Linked DNA regions of Homo sapiens: region 2 is linked to region 1. The links are chromatin contacts, found by Hi-C or POLR2A ChIA-PET in ENCODE. All regions are on one chromosome and are shown on one strand. Each heading gives the region's core, a stretch centred on a gene start or an enhancer-like site at or near the end of the contact. The rest is flanking DNA. Distances are from core to core; before and after follow the strand shown. Region 1 overlaps ATAD2B (ATPase family AAA domain containing 2B). Region 2 overlaps ITSN2 (intersectin 2).

Region 1 (3,624 bases), core at 227-2,726:
GGTCTAGAAAGAAGTTGGGTGGGAGAGGTCTTCAAAGAAAATAGTTAATTATATTTGGTAGTAGTTCCCCAAATATAAAACTTTCCAGTTTAACTTTAAATTTTTCACAGAGTGGAAGATCTCCCCACAGAGTGAATGAACACTACTGTCCTTCTAGGATGTGGTGAGAGTGTTTATCTGCACAGATGATCACACATAGGAGATGGAATTCAGGGTTTTGGCTCTAATTAGGTCTGAAATAAAAAGGAATACAATGTTAGGCACCTGAATATACACATAGGTATTTCTCCTTCATTCTTTCCCCCTCTTTTGTCTGTTTTCCTCTCATACTCTGAAAAATATAAATAAAAAAAAAAAAACCCAATCTTCATGAACTTTTTAAGCATTATGAAGAAATCCCCCAAATAAGTCCACTAACAACAGCTTACTTGGGAAAACTTTAAAGTTACCAAAGCCAAAAAGAACAACTTAATTTAAAAAATCATTGTGATCCACCATCAAATAATTAAAACTTAAATAGAACATTAGTCCATTCAGTTAGCTACATCCAAATTATCCTCTTCATCCACAGGGACCTCCATCTCCGAAGCAGCATCCCTCAGCTTTTGAACCACAAAGACCTCGACATCTTCTGGTGAGGAGAAAACGTAAATCTCTCCAGCACTACTTCAGTTTAAGCTTTGCCTGGTATAAGAGAGCATGCGCCAAACACATTTCATGTAAATTTGGCTTGACCTTTGCAAAGCCTTGTGCTGCTTTATGGGAGAGGGTGGTATTTGGTATAAAATCCAGTCTTTTCCCTTTTTGAAAATAGACCCCTTTTATTTATGATGATATTTTACTAGAGTTCAGATCGGACTGGGAAATCTTTGTAGATTTTTCTGTGAATTTGTCACAGAATGATCCTTAACTGAAATAAGCAGAAGTCAAGTTGTCAAATCATTTTGGAAATTCCCTAAGAGATAGGTACTCTAAATTACTTTCTATTATACTGTCTACCATCTGAAATATTATATACTCTAGTTTAATTCTTCACCCCAAATATTAGAATCTTAGTTTCCTTTTGCATTTCCAAAGACAATACTTCTCATTTTTCCCAGTGATTTTTTTAGCTTTTAGGCAGTTTCTTAAGTTTTAAAATTTTCATGGTATAATTTCTTACAGGACTGATAAATTTCTCTTACCTTTTTTCCCTCCCCTCTGTGGGGTGGTAGTATGTGTGCAGACTCTGCTTATATACCATTTTCTTCCTGGACAGTGACATAAAAATCCATTATAATTAAATGACTTCTGTTTTTTGTTATGACATTCATTCCATCTGAGAAACCGGTTCACATTAAAAAAAAAATCAAATTCAGATCTTCAAACGGGCGTGAAATAGTAATTTTAAATCCATTACAAACTCACTAGTCTGTGTATGCCAAACATGTTTTAACATGAATAGGTTCAGTTCATTGAAATTTATGCCTCATAGAGTATGATGAACAGCTGTGAAGATAGCTGACCTTTTGTTAGAGGTTATGGATTTGGTAACTTTTACCTTGAAATTCCCAAGTTCTTAGAGGTTTTTGCATGCATATTGGGTGTGATTTTTGCATAGTGAAAAACTCAACATACATTGATATCAGGAACATTTGCATAAATAGTAGGAAACTTATGATTAATGAAACACTCAACTCTAATCATATTTTTCTATTCCATTTTCAATGAGAGGGCTAAAACAATGAAAGAGTCTCAATGAAGTGACTTATCTTGTGGGCCTTCATTATGTGTGATGCTGTACTTAAAACTTTATAAAATTTTGTTATGACCTTGTTTCTAGTCTAACCTCTTTAGTAGCTGTATTTTCAGTCTTTTTAGAACAATTTCTAGCTTAATAGCAGTATTCAGGAATGCTCTTTATTTGATAACTAAATGTGTTCACAGAGTATTAGAATTGTAATGGTAGATTTAGTATGGTTATGAAAGGGATGTTTATAATTTCTTTAATATTAACTTTTAACGCCTAAAAGGCTGTAGTATATTTTCAGTATTACTAGAATGATCATATTATTTATTTTCTAAACAAGGACGCTTTGAGAGTGAAAAGATGTGCTATTATGACAGGACAAGAGGCCTAACCAGCACATGTGGTTACCCTAAGTATAACCCATTTAGCCATGGTTATGATGCAATTTTAAAGTTTTAGAAGGAAGTATGTTAAATCAGTAGTTCTCAATTTTGTGTGTATCAGAGTCACTTCTAAAGCTTTCTTGAAATGCACATATGATTTCAAGCCCCCAGAGATTCTGATTCACTGGGTTTATTGTGGGGCTTGGGAATCTGTTTTTTTTTGTTTCAGTTTCAGTGTTTATTCAGATGGATAATCAAGGTGAGAACCACAGATATAAACTGGTAATTCTTACTTATAAGCGAATGTAAAAAAATTTCCTTCTTTATAAGTCTGTTGGTTATAATAATTAATGTGAAAATCTACTTCATTAAATGGGGTCTATTGATCATTTCTTTGTCTGGAATAAATCAATAAATAATACATTGCTGTTATATATGTAATTAACATGTTGTGGCAAACATAAATGTTATGGGTAACATTTACTACCTAAAATGCCTTCTAGTGGCTAATTATTTGTTTTGCCTAATAGTTTCTGAGTTTTAATTTTTTTAAACTTAGGCTTTTGCACTTAAAATAGGACCATATAATATGTTCATTAACTGTGTATATCCTTTTAAAGAAGAAATAGAAACGTGATTGTTTATGTTGTTTGAAGATGGTAGTATATTCCTATTTCCTCGGAAATGGAAGACATAATTCACATTCTATAATCATATACTTAGATTACTTTGTTAACTCTTTATAACTTTGAGCTAGTGTTCTATACATTATTGAATTAATGAAATGGGTATATATGCAAAAGGAAAAGATAATTTTTTTCCAGGTTTCTTTGAGAAATAGAAAATAAAACGAGACACTAGTGGTAAATTTGGTTATCTGAAGAATTATTTGTGAGATAGATCACTGTCATGGAACAATGTTAATGCGTAATCTGCTTATAGTCTTCTGAATTAAGTTCTTCTAGGTCATATTAAGTTTTTCCCTAACTTTGAATAGGTTTTTCTTAGTAATCACCATTTTTAGTTCAGTATTTAAGTGTTCTATAAGGTCATTGTGAGGTATAAAAAGATAAATAGGCCAGGTGTGATGACTCATGCCTGTAATACCAGCACTTTGGGAGGGTGAGGCAGGAGGATTGAGGCTAGGAGTTTGAGACCAGCCTGGACAAAGTGAGACCCCTATCTCTACAAAAAAAAAAAAAAAAAAAAATTAGCCTGATGTGATGGCACACACTGTAGTCTCAGCTACTCAGCAGGCTGAGGCAGAAGGATTTCTTGAGCCCAGGAAGTCAAGGCTGCGGTGAGCCATGATCACCCACTGCACTTCAGCCTGGGCAACAGAGCGATAATGCTGTCTCCCAAAAATAAAATAAAAATAAACCTGGTATTGTTTGTTGAAGCTTAGTTAGGGTCTAATATTCTATAACTATTGGAATGGTTCCCCCTACTGGCATAACTGATAATTGTGGCCAAATGCAAGTTTAATTGCCAACAGGGAAAACAATATGGCTA
Region 2 (3,440 bases), core at 268-2,767, 400 kb before region 1:
GTCAGCCAGTGCTATAGAATTTGTGTGTCCTAAACTCAGCAATTTGGGGCAAAGTCTCCAATTATGTATGTAGTCATAAACAAGTGGAAAACATGAGTTATATGAACATACCATTGGGGGAGATTAATGGTGTAATAAGCTGTTCAGTAATACTAAGAAAAAATATATATGTGCATATGAAACCCGTATTGCCCAAGGACAGAACTGTAGTAATCAGTGCACTGATACAAAGTGCTACAGTGCATGGAACAGTCTCTTTGGAACTGGCTATTAGATACAAGGTCCTAATTGTGTGTGTGACAGAGTAGAAGGGTGTGTAAGGGAATAATTATATCACTTAGACATAAAAAAGAGTTAGAGTAAGGGCCTTGTTTGCTTTTTCATTGCTTTGGGCTAATTGGCATTCAGAATATTTATCCTAAACCTTTTTTGCCTTTAGAATTCAGTTCACCAAGCATAGGACCTGGTAGGTTTATACATGGAATCTCCAGTAATTGCAGTGTAAGCATCATCTTAAATGGCCTGCCATTGGAAAGTATAAGACTTGAATCAAGTTACCTAGATTTAGATATGTAGTAGCTCTAATTTATCTGGTAAGTCTCTTCACCACTAAGCTTCAGATTATCTATTTACTTATAGAGCAGGGGTCAGAGCTGTTATCAGTTATTCGGAGGATTGATCAGGGTTTGAAAATCATCATACACATATTGGTATAGTTATTTTTATTGTTAGAATTGAAAGTTCTAACATGATGAAACTACTATTTCATATCTCTTTATAATAGTCTATATCCTGCATCTCACATTAACTCCCTCAATTGAGTCATGGTACAAGTCTGGCAGGTTAGAAGGTAATGCAGATTTTAGCCTGAACTAACTGCTCTCTGGGGCCAGGTCTGCGCTTTTGTCTATCATTAGGAGGTCATTGCTGTCTTAGGCTTATGACCTTTTACAGTAGATTCAAAAGTAAAAATAAAACCAATAAAATTTGTCTTTATCTGGTTGCACTTGTCAATATAGTTGCTTTTGGAAATTCTAGAATATGACTATTTTCTGATAGGCAAATAGTTTGCTTTCTGATGGTCTGCAACATTAGAATATGATTTCAACTTCTTTCCTTTTTGTGCTTACAGGAGCAACATAGCTCCTAATGGAGTAGAACTTGACAGGCCTCAAAAAGACATGAATTTAGAAATTTGTCCAGTAATTATTTAAATTTCCAAAAGTAAAAACAAATATCTTTGTGGTGGAAGCATGCTACCCGGTACTCAATAAATATTTGCCAAGTGGATGAAAAGCTATTCTTTTACAACATAAAATATCTTGTAACTTTCTAGTGTCCTGATAAAACTTCAATAAAAAGGCAGCCTTCAGAAAATGCAGTTTATTCATCTAGATTTACTGTTAAAAATCTCATCTTTTCACTGAGCTTAACTACAGTATAACTGGAAACCATTATGTGATACTCTGGCCGCATAAGTGGGCACACAGAGAATAGCATTGTTCACCGGCACTGCTCCCCTCCAAATGGGCAAGGACTTTTGTGGGACTTGTGACATAATCTGAACAAGCACTCTCTGTGTTCGTCATCACAGATTGTCTTTTGTCCTTTACCTCCTGGAATCTGCCCAGATCTTTCCCCTCTCCTTTCTTAGGCATCTCTTGTTTGCTTCTTATTCTTGCTTGCACTGTAACTTGGAATAGTGCTTCCCAACTATGGTGCGACATACCTATGATTCATAACTTGTCTCTCAGTCTCCACATCCTCCCACAGTGTGGGGGTGGGTCTTGTGGCCCAGCCCACTACTAATTATTCCTCTGGGAACATCAACCTGATAGTAGCCATGATCTCTCATCTTTCTTCTTTGCCCACTCTTCTTGTCTACCAAAAAGGACCTACCAGGAAGTTTTCATCAATTTCTCTGACTGCCTGTAGTCAACACTGCTGTACTGTCTCCTGAAGCTCAGAGTGTATCTTCACATCACATTCCATAAATGCTTATCGAAGCCCTCCTGTGTGTCAGACACTGGGGATGTGGCAAATTATAAGACAAAAATTTCTGCCATCTTGGAGCTGGTGTTTGAGTAGGCTAAAACAGAAAACGAACAAAATGAGAATGTGAAGTGTGTAGCATCTTAGAAAAATGAAGCAGGGAAGAGGAATGGGAGTTCTGCAAGGGAGGTGGATCCAGAGGGATTTTATTTTGAATAAAATACTCAGATAAAACCTCTCTGAGATAGTGACGGCAGGCAGAGACTGGAGGGGTGTGAGGATATCTGGAGGGAGCCATGCGGATATCTGGAAGATCATTCTGGGCAGATTTTGCACCTGCAAAATCCCTGCAGCAGGAGCATCCTGTGGTGCCTGAGGAATAGTGCGGAGGCCTGTGCGGTGGGAAGAGGGAAGAGCAGGAGAGAAGGAGGAAGCGAGGGTCTGGGTGTGACCTAGGAAATGAAGGAGGTTGTTTAGGTTCTTGTGGGCTATTTATAAACTTTGGCTTTTGTTTGGAGTGAGAAGAACCCATTGGAGGGTTTTTATTATTTTTATTTTTATTTCTTTTTTTTGAGATGGAGTTTCACTCTTGTCGCCCAGGCTGGAGTGCAATGGCATGATCTCCGGTCACTGCAACCTCTGCCTCCTGGGTTCAAGCAATTCTCCAGCCTCGGCCTCCCAAGTAGATGGGATTACAAGTGCCCACCACCATGCCCAGCTAATTTTTATATTTTTAGTAGAGACGGGGTTCCACCATGTTGGCCAGGCTGGTCTCCAACTCTTGACCTCAGGTGATCCACCCACCTCGGCCTCCCAAAGTGCTGGGATTACAGGCGTGAGCCACCGCACCCAGCCAAGGGTTTTAATGAAAGGAGTGACATGATCTGGTGTGTTTTAACAGTACTGCTCTGCCTTGCCAGATTAAAGAGGGGAAGGGATCAGAAGCCAGGAGATCCATTGGAAAGCTACTTCAGTAATCCAAGCACAAGATGATGATAACTTGGATCAGAACAGCCATGGGGGACGTGTGAGAAGTGGTCTGGATGTATTGTGAAGAGGGATCCCACAGGTGGATTGAATGTGAAGTGTGAGAAGTATCAGGTGGCGTGAGCAGCTGGAGAGATGATATTGCCATCCACTGAGGTGGAAAATTATAGAGGAGCAGGTTGGGAGATGATTAGGGGTTTGGCTTTTGATGTTACTTTGATGTGCCTTTTAGACATCTGAATGGGGATACTGAGTATACAGCAGAACGTGTGAAGAAGTTCAGGGAAGATGTTCAGGCTGGAGTGTAAATTTGGGAGCCTATCAGTACATAAATAAGCCATGAGAATGAACTGGGTCACCAAGGCTCTGAGTATGTCGAGGAAAGTTCCAAGGACTGAATCTTAGGGCACTGCGACATTAGAAGTCTGGAGAGTTGAGGAGGAACGAGCAAAGGAGCCGTG

What was found. Hi-C counts contacts between places; a loop is a spot of excess contacts on that map. ChIA-PET counts read pairs that join two places held with the same protein, here RNA polymerase II (POLR2A). Pooled maps may share reads with other maps.
Region 2: a loop to region 1 is called in a map of naive thymus-derived CD4-positive, alpha-beta T cell, with 2.9 times the contacts of the local background. The contact joins two enhancer-like sites. A Hi-C loop is called at or near these places in 1 of 168 maps with a recorded cell type or tissue (naive thymus-derived CD4-positive, alpha-beta T cell) and 4 of 50 pooled maps. POLR2A ChIA-PET finds 5 or more read pairs at or near these places in 1 of 52 experiments (common myeloid progenitor, CD34-positive).

What each region holds. Positions count from the first base shown.
Region 1 is chr2:23,824,808-23,828,431 of GRCh38, reverse strand. All of the region lies in intron 15 of ATAD2B (ATPase family AAA domain containing 2B), which reads left to right. Among named protein-coding and RNA genes, the nearest start is that of ATAD2B, 100 kb to the left of the region's middle. Within about 2 kb of position 1,476, at least 2 of the 41 ENCODE cell types and tissues checked have a DNase peak (open chromatin) inside an H3K27ac peak, as active enhancers do.
Region 2 is chr2:24,229,893-24,233,332 of GRCh38, reverse strand. The region is part of intron 29 of ITSN2 (intersectin 2); the gene reads left to right. Among named protein-coding and RNA genes, the nearest start is that of FAM228A, 57 kb to the right of the region's middle. Within about 2 kb of position 1,517, at least 2 of the 41 ENCODE cell types and tissues checked have a DNase peak (open chromatin) inside an H3K27ac peak, as active enhancers do.